2 separate regions of the Homo sapiens genome follow, and region 2 is linked to region 1. The links are chromatin contacts, found by Hi-C or POLR2A ChIA-PET in ENCODE. All regions are on one chromosome and are shown on one strand. Each heading gives the region's core, a stretch centred on a gene start or an enhancer-like site at or near the end of the contact. The rest is flanking DNA. Distances are from core to core; before and after follow the strand shown. Region 1 overlaps RAB21 (RAB21, member RAS oncogene family). Region 2 overlaps TBC1D15 (TBC1 domain family member 15).

Region 1 (7,670 bases), core at 1,719-4,218:
TCCATAAACTCAGATATGCATTTTATTGGTAATATAAGAAATGATTTTCAGAATATATATAAATTTATTTTCCTTTTTCTTTAAAACTATAAACTTTTTAATATGGAAAATTTCAAACATAAAGTAGAAAATACAGCATAATGAAAATCCATCACCCAATTTCATGAATAACCCTAAGCATCCCTACCATTATTTTGAGTCAAATCTCAGACCCATAACTTTATTCCTAAATTATTTTAATGTGTCTTTAAAAGATAAGAACTCCTTTTATAAAGCATAACCACAATACCATAATCACACCTAAAAAATTAATAGTATCTTAATATCATCAAATATCTTGTTTCACAAACACTCTTTTTCACTAGTTTGACAAATCAGTGTCCAAATAAGGTCCATTCATTGCAAGAGGTTGTTACAGGTCTTAAATCTGTTTTAATATGTAAATTCCCCTTCCACTTTTAATACTTATGCATATATTATAATATATATTTAGCCCACACCATACTTATGATTTCATAACCATTAATTACTGCTTGAAACAGGGTTAAAGTAGGTATTTAAGCATTAAAAAAAATAGTTACAGCACTTCAGAAATACTACCAATAGTCAATAGTTTAAAAAGAACCAATTCTTTGAAAAGTAACACTGGTGTAAAATACATACTATTTTTTAAAAAATAAAAACCAAAAACCATTTCTAAACAAACTAAATCTGAATATACCTACTTTTACAAAGGTCAAGAAAGAGTTCCTCAATTCCTTTGTTCTGTTTGGCTGAAGTATGATAATGTTTTGCTCCCACAGATTCTGCATACCTTAAAAAAAAGTAACATCGGTGATTGATGTAAAATATTATTCATGATTTTGTCTTAACTGCTTTTTTATAGTAACAGTTTTAGTGACATATTAATTTACTCAAGTTTAGTGAAATTAAGTTTATATAGCTATTTAAATTCTCTATACATTAAATCAAATTTTAAATAACACAAATATAACAAGCCTCGAAATTTTTATAGATTAATTTGGGACTCAAATACTTCAAAAGTTTTTCTGGCTTACTGCCTATTTGATCATGATAGTTTTGTTTTATATCACTCGTATTTTTCACTGAAGTCAAAAAGGGAAGTAAGGGCTTTATTGCCACAAGCCCAGAAATTACCATGTAAACATGCTTCACTGAATCCAACACCTCAATCCATGCTAAGAGATTTGAGTAATACCTAAATGGTAAAGCAAAACGTATAAAGAGGAAGATTTCTACTAGGGAGTGATGGGGAATGGGAGGGTCACAGTACTTACGACTCTGCTTCTTGAATGGAAACATGTCTCTCCTTTTCCAAGTCTATTTTATTACCTATTTTGAAAAAAGTAAATATTTATCTTTATACTGATTTATTTTCATAACAAAATTAAGCCAATTCTAAATATAAAATTGCCATTTTAATTACCAGCAAAAATAATGCAAATCCCCACCAGACTTCTAATGTCTTGAAATTATAAAGTTAAGCCTTGTGATCTGAGGGTTGATCATGCCTCATCCTCCTTCAAATGACTCAATTCATACCTTTCCTGAATCTGCAGCCTCTGACAAAGAAAACAACTTTTCCAAAGAGACAGGCACTCTTTTTTGATTTTGGGGGATACCAGAGACCTAGAGATAAACCTATGATTCTTAGGCAAGTGTAAATGATCAAAAGTAAGAGCAAAATTTTCTACAGTTCCCATTAACTTAGAGCCGGTCAATAAGTATGGCTATCTTAGTGTTTACTAAAATATATTAATCTAGCCTCTTGGATCCTACAAGTATTTTGGTTTCCTGGATGATATAAACCAGTTAAAGTAAAAATTAAAGTGTACAGATTTTTAAGTACTCCACAATCATAAGGGGAAAAACTGTATTCTCTTTTTTTTTTTTTTTGACGGAGTCTCGCTCTGTCACCCAGGCTGGAGTGCAGTGGCGCCATCTCGGCTCACTGCAAGCTCCGCCTCCCGGGTTCACGCCATTCTCCTGCCTCAGCCTCCTGAGTAGCTGGGACTACAGGTGCCTGCCACCACGCCTGGCTAATTTTTTGTATTTTTAGTAGAGATGGGGTTTCACTGTGTTAGCCAGGATGGTCTCGAACTCCTGACCTCGTGATCCGCCTGCCTCGGCCTCCCAAAGTGCTAGGATTACAGGCTTGAGCCACCGCGCCCGGCCGGAAAAACTGTATTCTTTGTTTAAAAAACAATTTTAGTGAGTTATTAAAACTTAATATATGTATATCATGCAGATTTAAATTATAAGTTTAGCTCTCCTTAAACAACAGAACCAAGCTGGGATTATACTTTTAAAAAAAGCCATCAGAACAAAAATGAAGAAACTGCAAAATACTGATTCCTTGAACTTAAGATGAGTTGGCTGGACACCCAGAGTGCTAAAGGTAATAAAAACAGTAGATAACGATAAGGAAAAATACCCTATGGAAGGACACTTCAAACAAACATTTTTATTCTTCTACTATGGCTTTTAGGGAGAAAAGAGAAATCTTATAAATAAGGTTACTTTTTTTCTTGGAACCATATAGATTCTAGGAGACAATTTCAGATAAATTTCAGATAAGGCATTGAAATAAGCACCCAATAAAAGATAAAATGTTTAGCACTGAGGTGGACAAGTCCAAAGGTTCTATATACTGAGGACCTCGAATAATCTGAGAACCTAGTTGCTGGCAACTGCAAGAAACTATCTGCCACCATAGCCTAAGAATCAGAGAGAGGGAAGCAGACAACACTAAAGCTCAGTGGATACCAACAAATTCAGTAACAAACTCTTCCTTCTTTGAACAGCTATCTACCACAGCAAGAAGTTTCATATTAGTTCTAACTTCCTACATTATATTTGTCATTGGAAATTTTAATTAGCTAAATATGACAATGTCTGACAGTAACCAGAGGAAAAACCGTCGTGTTATTCTGTAAAGAATGCAAAAAGCACCACCTGGTGGCCAGTGGCTCCAACAAACAGGAAAAAGATTCTGCCTCACAAAGGCAAAATAAGATAGTCTCCTACTAAAAGTAGCAATATTAATTTTGCTTCAATTACCTAAAACCCTATGGAATTTTTTTCTAGGTATTTAATGGCTCATGTTCCAAATTCCATCAATATCATCAATACCTATAAAAAGAGTGAAGAGAGGAAAAGCAGGCAATCACCTTACTGCCTCAAATGAACATTTAGGAGAAATAATTCAGACACTGCTTTATTATTTGATAATATTTTAAATGACTAATTTTAATAAATCAGGCCATTAATAAATAGCTATCTTAATAACCTATTATTTTAAACTTAAAATATTTTAAATCTAAATAACTATTATTTCTTTGAATAATCAGTGTTCACAATGGATTGACAGCACAGAATACATTGCAGAAACCTGACTGGCTAGTGACTGACCTCTTTCCAAAGCTCAAAAACCCTTTTAGTTTCTATATTTTTTCAAAAGCAAGACAGCTAAGGAGTAAGGCTTTGAGACTCATATCTGCTTCAATACTACTGTGCAGCTACATACGGAACTTTCTGATAGGCTTAAAACACCTGAAAACAAGGACAATAACCAAAGCAAGCACCTACTTAAAAGTATAGTACTATAAAGAATTAAAAACATAAACAAATAGGCTGACACTATTGGAAAGGGAGGGAAAAAGCTACCCTCTAAGTTAAGCAGATCTTCCTTAAAAATACATATTTGAATTAAGAACATAGAAGGGGCATGTCCACTGCTAAGGGCAAATGGCCTAATGATATAGAACTAGAATCATATTATGCTTAGACTGAATGGTTGTGGGGCACAGTGGAAAGAAGCTTTCAGAAAGCTTTTAAATGTGATAAAACTTGTTTTTAAGTCCTTGCTTACTCCATAACTGTAATTTTTTTTTTGTTTTACCTTTTTTTGAGACAGGGTCTTGCTCTGTCACTCAGGTTGGAATGCAGTGGCGTGAACACGGCTCTCTGCAGCCTCCACCTCCCGGGCTCAAGCGATTCTCCTGCCTCAGCCCCGAGTGGGACTACAGGCACACACCACCGCATCTGGCTAATTTTTGTATTTTTTTGTAGAGATGGGGTTTTGCCATGTTGCTAGGCTGGTCTCAAACTCCTGGACTCAAGCAGTCTGCCCACCTTGGTCTCCCTAAATGCTCGGATTAAAGGCCAGAGTCACCACGCCTGGCCATAACTGTAATATTTTGGACAAATTAGTTAACCTCTGTTAGTCTCACTGTACGCATGTGTCGCTAACAAACCTTGCAGGGTTGATGTGAAAATAAGATATATGTAAAAGGCCTAGCATATACTATATGCTCAATAAGGAACAGTTATTAATATTAATGACATTCATCACAGTGAATGATCAAATGGAAAGTCAATATTGTTGTAAGACAATTAAAGTCCATGACAGGTAATACAAACTTACTCCTGACCTCAAATGATCCGCCTGCTTCAGCCTCCCAAAGTGCTGGGATTACAGGGGTGAGCCACCACGCCTTGCAGGTAACGCACTCTACCATCATCCTACTGGCTTCATCTAGCTAACTTAGTTTATCCAACACTTGGTCTAGGAAATGTTCCCTTATCTCCCCCTTGCACCCCAAATCTAGTTTGTTTGCTTTTGTGCTCTCATAGCACTCCATTCTGCATTTCCCTTCCATAGCATTTATTATAACATATAATAGTAGCTTGTTTTCCTCTCTTTTTCCACACAAGAGACTCTGGGAGGACAAGAACCGTATCTATTTTGTTTACTTATTCACTACACTATTCCCAAAGCCTGGCACATAGTAAGCAATGAAGTGTTTATTAAGGATATGGGCTTGAAGTGGCAGGCAGATCTGAGTTAAAATCCCAGGTCTACTTCTAACAAACTATGTGACTTTGGGAAGTTTCAAGGTCTCTAAGCACATTTTTTCATCTGTAAAATGAAATGGTCTTCCCCTCAGCATTGTCAGGAGGCTTAAATGAAGTAAAAAATGTGTACTTAAAACAGTGCCTGGCACTCAGTAAATGGTGACTACGATTAATAATAAATATTTGTTCAAGAAACATACAAATATTAAGGATAGACTAGATGCAGAATACTATCAACCACAGCCAAGGGTGCCTATCAATGGATTAATGACAACCTAGAGGAAAAAGTCTCTGCTATTGAAACATGTGGTTCTCTATTACTGGTTAGCACATGGATATCAGGGACTTAGATAAGGATCTAGGAGGTTAAGTATTCAATTTACACATGAAAATGCTAGTAGACTGTATATCAAACATAAAGATTCAAAAACATGACAAACTGAAATTTCTACTTAGCTTTAAATAGTTACATGAGAACAAGCTGGGAAACATCTGGCTGAATAGCAATACTTATAAAAAAGGACTTGAGATTTTAGATAACTATAACCTATGTAAAAGAGACTAGTTGACATGTCTGCTAAAAAATTTAAGCAATCTCAGGCAATCCTGATAGAAGGCCAGTGTGAGGAGAGAGACAGGGTCTATAAGAACATACTAGCTCAACAACATTTGGATTCTATGGTTTATTTCCAAGTGTGGGAGACATACTGACACAATAAAATAAACCTAGGAGAGAAAATGATCAGGATGATCAGAATGTCTGGAAGGTAGGCCACATAAAAAAACAGCTGATCTAGAGAATTTAAGACTTAAAGTGAGCCGTTTAAGTAGTCTTCAAATGCTTGAAAGGTTATCTTATGTAAAGAGAAAAGAATGAATTCTTGTCAAATGTTTACCTCTATGCCAAGTATTTTTCAAATCATTATATAATCTTCATCATAACCCTGAGAAGTAGTAGTATTATTTCAAAGTTACTAATAAAACAGAAGAGAGAATAAACACTGAACTACTACAACAGAGAATAAAAATCAAGAAGTGGGAAAAACAATGCAAATGTCCATCAATAGCAAAACAGATAAACTGTGGAGTATTCATAGATTAAAGTATTAGACAGCAATCAGAATAAAATGAACAACTATATACAACATAAAGGAATCGTAGGCACATAATGTAAAGTCAAAAAAGCCAGACCCAAAAAGAGTTAATATTATATGATTCCATTTATATAAAATTCAAAACAAAACTAATTCATGCAGTAAAAAGGATAGTGACGGGGGTGGGGAATGGTGAGGGGAAAACAACTGTGAGTGTTGGGATGAAAAAGCAACACAACTCAGGGTCCTTAGGTACTGCTTACACCGTGCAATTTTCATTTTGTGAAAATTATGTTATTGAAGATTTGTACACTTTTCTGTACATATAATGAAAAACTCACTTTAAAAATCAGTTAAGTGAAGGATACAGGGAGTATGATTTCAGCTAAATGTGAAGAAAAATTCGTTTATTGCACTGTGTCAGAAAAAATAAGTTGTTCTCCAACACCAGCGTGTATGTACACTAAATCAGAATTAACAGCACACAGTGCCTGGTACAAAGAAGCCACTCAAAAATACTTGTAGAAGGAAGAAAGATGGGGTGAAAAGAAGGAATTAATTCTTAGTCCCATCCATAGAGATTTTGATTTAGTGTATCTGTAACGAGGCCCAAAATACTTTTTTTTTAATCCTTTAAGTTATCCTAATAAGTTTGGGAAAAGTAGTAAATAAGCTCTCAGAATTCTTTTTTTTTTTTTTAAACGGGAGACTGGAGTTTTATTATTACTCAAATCAGTCCCTAAGTTCTCAGAATTCTCCCAACTCTGAATTCCAAGTAAAATTCCATGTCACACTTGTCAACAGAAGAAAGTGAGAGCTTTCTATACTTCACACTAATAATTAATAAACATTATATAATATTAAATGGGGTATTTGACCCTACCTGAGGCAATAGGCTACCAGATCCAATATTCCTAAAACGTCTTATAATATGAACATTAAAAATATACACTATATAAACATTTTTAAAGAAACCAATTCACTATCTGGCAACCACTCTCTCTGATGCTCCAGTGAAAGTATCTTCCCTGAGGTTCAATTTAATGTTATGCCTTCAACTTTTAGAGAGGGGCAACATAAAAGGTACTTCATTGAACATTAAAAAAAAACAAACACACTTTAAACTATTCATGAGCTTGTTTAACTTAGATGATTTTTTAAATGTTACTTTGTGACCTTGGTCAAGTAACAAGCTCTTGGGGTTTCCTTGACTTTATGTATGTGTTAGTAATTTCTATCTTCAGAAAGATGATCAGAATCCCAAAATATTAAATCTTCAGTCATTCATCTACTGTGGCCACTTCCACTCCTAGTAAGTCCATATACCACACAAAGTTACACAAAACTCAGTACTGATTAGCTGTAGCTTTGGTTCCAAATCTCCAAGTAGCCTACTACTTCAGTGTTCCAGTCTGAAATATTCCTGCCTAGCCTAACATCTAGCATCTAGACCAAAACGCAGGGGAAATCATCTCGCTTTTTTCCCCCAAGACTTGCCCCTGATCTGGTACTATAAAGCTACCAATGTAATGGTGGCAAGAGATAAGAAATGTAAACTCAAGTTAAAAAAAATTCTTGGCCGGGTGCAGTGGCTCACGCCTGTAATCCTAGCCCTTTGGGAGGCTGAGGCGGGTGGGTCATGAGGTCAGGAGTTTGAGAACAGCCTGGCCAATATGGTGAAACCCTGTCTCTACTAAA
Region 2 (7,670 bases), core at 3,684-6,183, 90 kb before region 1:
AGGAAGAAAGAAAAAAAAAATCACCAATCTAAATATAAGAGCTAAAACTATAAAACTCAGAAGAACAGCAGTACATCTTCATAATCCTGAGTTAGGTACTGGTTTCCTGGATATGACACGCCAAAAGCACAGGCAACAAAAGAAAAAAAATAGATAAACTTGACTTCATGAAAATTAAAACCGTTTGTGCTTCAAAGCATACCAAAAAGAAAGTGAAAAAACAGTCCACCATACGGGAAAAAATGTCCGCAAATTACACATCTGATGAGAAATTTATATCCAGAATATATAAAGAATTCTTACAACTCAACAATAAAAAGACAAGTAACTACCCTGTAATGCCAGCACTTTGGGAGGCCAAGGCGGGCAGACTGCTTGAGCTCAGGAGTTTGAGACCAGCCTAGCCAACATGCTGAAACCCTGTCTCTACAAAAAATACAAAAATTAGCCGGGCATGGTGGCATGCGCCTGTAGTTCCAGCTATTTGGGAGGCTGAGGTGGATGGATCGCTTGGGCCAGGAGGCGGAGGTTGCAGTGAGCCGAGATCACACCATGCACTCCAGCCTGGGCGACAGAGCAAGACCTTGTCTCAAAAATAAAAGAAAAGACATATAACTACATGGGCAAGGACAGGCACGGTGGCTCAAGCCTGTAATCTCAGCACTTTGGGAGGCAGAGGCGGGCAGATCACCTCAGGTCAGGAGTTCGAGACTAGCCTGGCCAACATGGTGAAACTCCATCTCTACTAAAAATACAAAACTTAGCTGGGCATGGTGGCAGGAACCTGTAATCCCAGCTACTTGGAAGGCTGAGGCATGAGAATTGTTTGAACCTGGGAGGTAGAGGTTGCAATGAGCTGAGATCGCACCACTGCACTCCAGCCTGGGCGACAGAGCAAGACTCCGTCTCAAAAAAAAAAAAAAAAAAATAGTAAATATAAATAAATAAATGGGCAAAAGATTTAGAACAGGCATTTCTCCAAAGAAGATACAGTTGGCCCTCCATAGCCATGGGTTCTGTATCTGTGGATTCAAACCTGGAATCTAAAATATTCAGGAAAAAAAATTCCACAAACTTCCAAAAGGTAAAACTCGAATTTGCTGTGCACCAAGTACTATGCTACATCAAATAGAACCAATACCCCACAGATACCAAAAGACAGTGTATACACCACATGGCCAATAATCCCATGAAAAGATGTTCAACAACATTAGTCATTAGGAAAACATAAATTAAAACCACAACGACATACAACTTCAGTTATGGTTTGAATTGTGCCGCCCCCTCCCAAAAAGATAAATTAACATCCTAACTCCCATTACCTCAGAACGTGACTCGATTTGTTAGGCTGGTGCAAAAGTAATTGCGGTGTTTGCCATTAAAGCAATGTCAAAGACCTCAATTACCTTTGCACCAACCTAATGGAAATAGGGTCTTAACACAAGTAATCAAGTTAAAATGAGATTATCAGGATGGGCCCTAATCCAATATGACTAATGTCCTTATAAAAAGGGGATTAACAGACAGATAGACATGAACAAATGGAAGATGATGTGAAAACACACAGAGGACACCATCTACAAACCAAGGAATGTCTGAGGCTACTAGAAATTAGCAGACAGGCAACAGATTCTCCCTAACAGCCCTCAGAAGAAACCAATCCTGCTAATACCTTGATTGCTGACTTCTAGTCTCCAGAACTGAGAGACAATAAATTAAGACTGTTCTAAGCCACCCAGTTTGTGATGATTTGTTTACAGTAGCCCTAGGAAACAAATAGAACTTCATATCCACTAGGTTTACTAAAATTAAAAAGATAATAACAAGTGTTGATGAGGATGTAGACAAATTGGAATCCTCATATACTGCTGGATTAGAAAATGATGCAGCTGCTCTGAAAAAGTGTGGCAGTTCCCCCAAATGTTAAACACACAATTATAAAACCCAGTAATTCTACTCCTAGGTATATACTCAAGAGAAATAAAAACATGTTCACACAAAAAACCTGCACATGAATGCTCACAGCAGCATTATATATATTAGCCCCAAAGTGAAAACAACCCAAATGTCCATCAATTGATGAATAAAACTGTGATATATACACTATTAGACAAAACAATGGTATACACAATATTATTCATCAAAAACAAAAGGACCATACATGCTATGTAACACAGATGAACCTTGAAAACCTTATGCAAAGTGAACGAAGCCAGTCACAAAAAAAAACACTACATTATTACATGACTCCATTTATACGAAATGTCTAGAACAGGCAAATCCTTAGAGACAGAAAGTAGATTAGTGATTGCCAGTGACTGAAAGTAGGTGAAATGAGGGGTTAACTGCTGACAGAGTTCTGGAGGGTGATGAAAATGTTCTAAAATTAGATACTGGTGGATGGCTGCACAACTCTGTAAATATGCTAAAAACCACTGAATTGTATGCTTTAAAAGGATGCATTTTATGGTATGTGAATTATATATGGATAATACTGTTATTTTTTAAATGGCATTCCCTTAGTAACACATTTTTTTCTTAAATACCTTTCTAGCATAGAGAATACTAGAGGAATCTAATGCATCATCCAATGGTCTCCAGTCCACTATTACTTCGGCATCCTAGAGAAAGAAATTATGAACTATATTTAATATTCAGCAATATGTTATTCTTAATTATTTTATTCCCTGAACCCAAAATAAAATTTCAGCCTCTTAAATATCTACATTTTAAATATGCTAACATCATATGTAAATCAAAAATGTTACATAGATTTTTCAAATTCTGCCTACTTTTCATCATGAAAAATTTATATTGCTACAACTTCTACGTAAGTTTTAGAATATTCCATGTCATTTTATCTAAAGTACAGACGGTCCCTGACTCATGATGGTTTGACTCAGGATTTTTTTGTAATAGGATGGTGTAAAAGCAATGCACATGCAGTAGAAATCATACTTCAGGTAACCACAGAAACACTGTTTTTCACTTTCAGCACAGTATTCAATTCATTACATGAGATAATCAACACTTGATTATAAAACAGGCTTTATGTTAGATAATTTTGCCCAACTGTAGGCTAATGTAAGTGTTCTAAGCACGTTTAAGGAAATTAAGCTATGATGTCCAGTAAGTTAGGTGTATTAAATGCATTTTTGATAAACAATATCTTCAATTTATGATGGGTTTATCAAGACATAACCCCATCATAAGTCAAGGAGCGTGTGTTTGACTATTACATCATTTCGGTGTTAAATTTACAATTACTGTTCAATTACATAATTGTATCTTACACATGAAATTCAAACTTTCTGATAATTCTCCAAAGATGAATCACTACCATAAACTATTATTAAATAAAATCATTTACTAGAAACTTACCTTTTCTAAAACACGTAATATTCCTGAAATCAAGCCGTCTTGGTCATTGGTCTTTCCACAAGATGAGTGAATATATACTCCTTCTTGTTCATATATAATCTAAAACAGCAAAAATAAAGTTAGTCACATAATTTCTATTGAGTACTATTTTAACATGTTAAAATATTAAGATATATTTTCTTATCATACTTGGCCAAGTTTCTGATTATTTCATATATAAATGTATTATTTAAAAAAATACCTCTCAGAGTTAACAGCACTTCAATCAAGCAAACATAAACTGGAATTAATTCTGCTTTGTTAATGCATGAAAGTTTATCAGATTCGTGATAATCACAATCTTGATCTTCTACTTAAACAAAGATGTCAGACTAATTGCAACAAGTCTCAATATTTAAATTCCACCTAAAATTTATATTTTTTGCCAGATGCAGTGGCACATGCCAGTAGTCCCAACTACCTGGGAGGCTGGGCTTGAGCCCAGGAGTTCAAGGTTGTAGGGTGCTATGACTGCACCTGTTAATAGCCACTGCACTCCAGCCTGGACAATACTGCAAGAACTCATCTCTATAAAAAATCAAAAAAATAAGTATTTTTTTTTCATGAGCATTAAGGAAAATACTGAGCTCGAATTGAAAATGCACTTGAAAATATCTAAGAATAAGAACAAATGAAACACAATGAGGAATCAATCCTTTCTAACTATTCCCATAATAGCACATTTTTACTGTAAGATCATTTTGGCGTGTTTTTGAAACACCATGGCATAGAAATTCGGGAAATAATACAGGAATTTTAAAGAGCAGTGATGAGAACAAAAATAAACAGAGTAGTGATGGAGACTCCTAGAAATGACTCACTAACTCAATTTCACAATATTAACTGAGTGCTTCTATATGTAAAAAGCACATAAAAGACCAAAAGTACATGAAGATGATAAAGACATAATCCTTGAATAAATTCCTATGGGAATATAGGGGAGACTTAAGTTAACTCCTAAGTAAGTTTAAACATTTAAGGTTAAGCCTCATTTTTCATAGACATAATGTTATAAATTGAGATTCCATTCTTGAGACCCATTTCAAACCATTTAAAAATTTTTTTAATTATGAAAATAAGTAAAAAACAGTCACTTCTAGACCTAAGAACTTTTCACATATATAAGTCTGGTCAATAGTGTATATTATTCTATTTCTGTAGACCTTTTATTAATATTAGTCTTCAGAATATCATGGGTCAGCAATGCAAGACAAGCACTATCAGAGTCTATCACTCCTTCATTCATAAATGTAAATAGGTATGTATCTTCCTGTTTTTAGCTAACATTTACGGAACACTTATACACTAGGAACTCCTTATATTGTAACTTAATCCTTACAACCACCCTAAATCACAGATTATATAACTACATTCTACTACATCATTGGGATGAGAAGCCCATTTGTGTGAATAAGACAACTGAAAGTGGTGAAATAACTGCCCAAATGAGGCAAATAATAACCGGTGGTGATGAAACTGAAACCCAAGGAGTCTGACAACAGAAAACTGCGCTCTTAGCCACTACATTATAAAGGTTCCACATTACTTTTACTGCCTCTCTCGGATGTGTTATGTTAATCAACTGTGATATGGACTTATGTCAGGAAACAGTCTTTTAAGTAATTAAGATCACCAAGGAAGTTTTGATTTCAAAAACCTAAGTAAGATGGCCTTTCCTGAAATAGCTGTTAAGCATCAGACCAGCATATAAACAGAAGCTTACATGGGGATAGGATGAGCTGAGAAAGGGTGGGAGATAATTCTATACTGTTTGTACAGAGATGAAAAATTTTAAAGCCTACAGATAAATGTACAAAAATATGCATAAGAATATTCACAGCAGTATTATTTATAATGTTAGAGGAAGGAGAAGGAGGAGAAGGGGAGGAGGAAAGGGAGGGTATGCATCTAAATATTCACAAATAGGAAAATTATCAAATATATCCTGGGATATCCATTCTTTGGGGGATACTATTCTGGAGTTATAGGATGAGGCAGATTAAATGGATGGGGAAACAGACAATGCACACAGAAAAATCATCATGTATATATAGTATGCTGACATTTACACTTTTATGAAGTTTCTATCTGTGTGAAATATACAGAACAAATTCTGGGAGGATACTTTAAGGTATTAACAAAGACTACTTCAGGAGAGTAGGATGAGAAAAGGTTGAAACAGGAACTGTTAACTTTCTATGTTAATGCCTCTGACTTATTTGAATATTTCAAAGCGAAAATATAGTCATATATTTAAAAATAATTTTAAAGAGTAACATGAAAAAAGGAAAGTCCAGAAGTATAAACTAAATTTTCTAGACTTCAGTTTATCAAACAGGAGGGTGAACCAGATGCTCATACCTAGGAACACAAAAAAAGATATGAAAAATGGAAAAGAAATCCCTTAAAATCTCCACCTTCTGCAATACAATTTTATTAACTTTAGTCTGCATGTTGTACATTAGATCTCTAGACTTGTTCAGCATATGTATCTATTTTCTATCCTTTGACCTACATCTCTCCATTTCCTAGCAACCCTGACTAGTGGTAACCACTGTTTAATTCTCTGTACTTGAGTTTTGTTTTGTTTTGTTTTGTTTTGTTTTTGAGACACAGTTTTGCTCTGTTGCCCAGGCTGGAGTGCAGTGGCACAATTTCAGCTCACTGCAACCTCTGCCTCCCAGGTTCAAGTGATTCTCCTGCCTCAGCCTCCCGAGTAGCTGGGATTACAAGCATGCACCACCATGCCCGACTAATTTTTCTGTTTTTAGTAGAGATGGGGTTTCACCACGTTGGCCACGCTGGTCTCAAACTCCTGACCTCAGGTGACCTGCCCACCTTGGCCTCTCAAAGTGCTGGGATTACAGGCATGAGCCACAGCACCCAGCCCTGAGTTGTTTTTTTAATTATACATATTCCACATATAGGTGAAATCCCACAATTATTTTTCCTTCCGTATCTGCTTATTTCACATAGCATAATGCTATCCTCCAGTTAAATAAGTAGATTTTAGCTGCTGTTGTCACAAAAAAGTAACTATGTGAGATGACAAATATGTTCATCTAATTCACTACAGTAACCATTTTACTATCTGTATGTATCCCATAATATGTTGTAAACCTCAAATGTACATAATAAAATTTATTTTAAAAAAGATATTGAGAAAAAATATTCTCAAGTTTTTGTGACAAATGGATCAGAGACATACTCAGAAATAACACTTCAGCATATTTTCACGTAAGACTCAGCTAGTAGAATAGTCGGGAACTTCCTAACTCTCATAGTGGAAAAAGAGACACTCATTTGGCAAGAAAAGCTTGCTATCATTAACAATGCAATCTAAGGTTCTATGATACCATTAACACTAAAGAGATTCTAGAACTTTAACAAGGTGAACCCTATACAATCAAATAAAACACTTTACCTTATTTAGGCACATTAAGCAACTCTTCCTCTTACATTTGTTGGTTAAGTGTTGCCTATTTTTTTTCACTTAAGAAAAAGTTGAAAGAGTTTCCTAAGTAGTTTAGCTGGGGAAATAATAAGAATTAAAGTGACAGACACCTTACAAAAAAGTCAAAGCTGGCCGGGCACAGTGGCTCACACCTGTAATCCCAGCACTTTGGGAGGCCGAGGTGGGTGGATCACGAGGTCAGGAGATCGAGACCGTCCTGGCTAACACGGTGAAACCTCGTCTCTACTAAAAAATAGAAAAAATTATCCGGGCATGGTGGCGGGTGCCTGTAGTCCCAGCTACTCGGGAGGCTGAGGCAGGAGAATGGAGTGAACCCAGGATGCAGAGCTTGCGGTGAGCCGAGATCGTGCTACCGCACTCAAGCCTGGGAGACAGAGCGAGACTCCGTCTCGAGAAAAAAAAAAAAAAAAAAAAGTCAAAGCTGCACTCATTCTGTATTCTGTGTTCCTCAACTCTTCAGCCCTTTTTGAGGAACAAATTATACATCCCAAAACTCCTAATTCCAAACCACATTTATACTGTCTTCAGAAAGAAGTCATGTTTAGCTTTCTAATTTTGAAGGGTGTGATGTTAACTGATACAAAGTAACACTTCTGTCAGAAATGGCAAATAAAATTAATAAATTTATTAATTTGTAATAGCTACTAAATCTTACAAAGTCTTATATTTTATAAGACTTAAGGGCACAGGAAAAAAATAGTTGCATTGGTACATAATTTACTTCCAATATAAAATCACTTAGTGATAATTGTTTTAACTTAAATATAGGTTGAGC

Evidence for each region. A loop is a pair of places that touch in the nucleus more often than their neighbours do. ChIA-PET counts read pairs that join two places held with the same protein, here RNA polymerase II (POLR2A). Pooled maps may share reads with other maps.
Region 2: a pooled map shows a loop between it and region 1 (2.5-fold over the local background). The contact joins two enhancer-like sites. A Hi-C loop is called at or near these places in 1 of 168 maps with a recorded cell type or tissue (A673) and 3 of 50 pooled maps. POLR2A ChIA-PET finds 5 or more read pairs at or near these places in 3 of 52 experiments (CD8-positive, alpha-beta T cell, OCI-LY7 and T-cell).

The regions. Positions count from the first base shown.
Region 1 is chr12:71,775,714-71,783,383 of GRCh38, reverse strand. It overlaps RAB21 (RAB21, member RAS oncogene family), which reads right to left. Exons shown (of 7, transcript NM_014999.4): 5 at 1,299-1,353; 6 at 726-814. Among named protein-coding and RNA genes, the nearest start is that of RAB21, 25 kb to the right of the region's middle. Within about 2 kb of position 2,968, at least 4 of the 41 ENCODE cell types and tissues checked have a DNase peak (open chromatin) inside an H3K27ac peak, as active enhancers do.
Region 2 is chr12:71,867,880-71,875,549 of GRCh38, reverse strand. TBC1D15 (TBC1 domain family member 15) reads right to left here. Exons shown (of 17, transcript NM_001146213.3): 2 at 3,382-3,480; 3 at 2,547-2,621. Among named protein-coding and RNA genes, the nearest start is that of TBC1D15, 32 kb to the right of the region's middle. Within about 2 kb of position 4,933, at least 4 of the 41 ENCODE cell types and tissues checked have a DNase peak (open chromatin) inside an H3K27ac peak, as active enhancers do.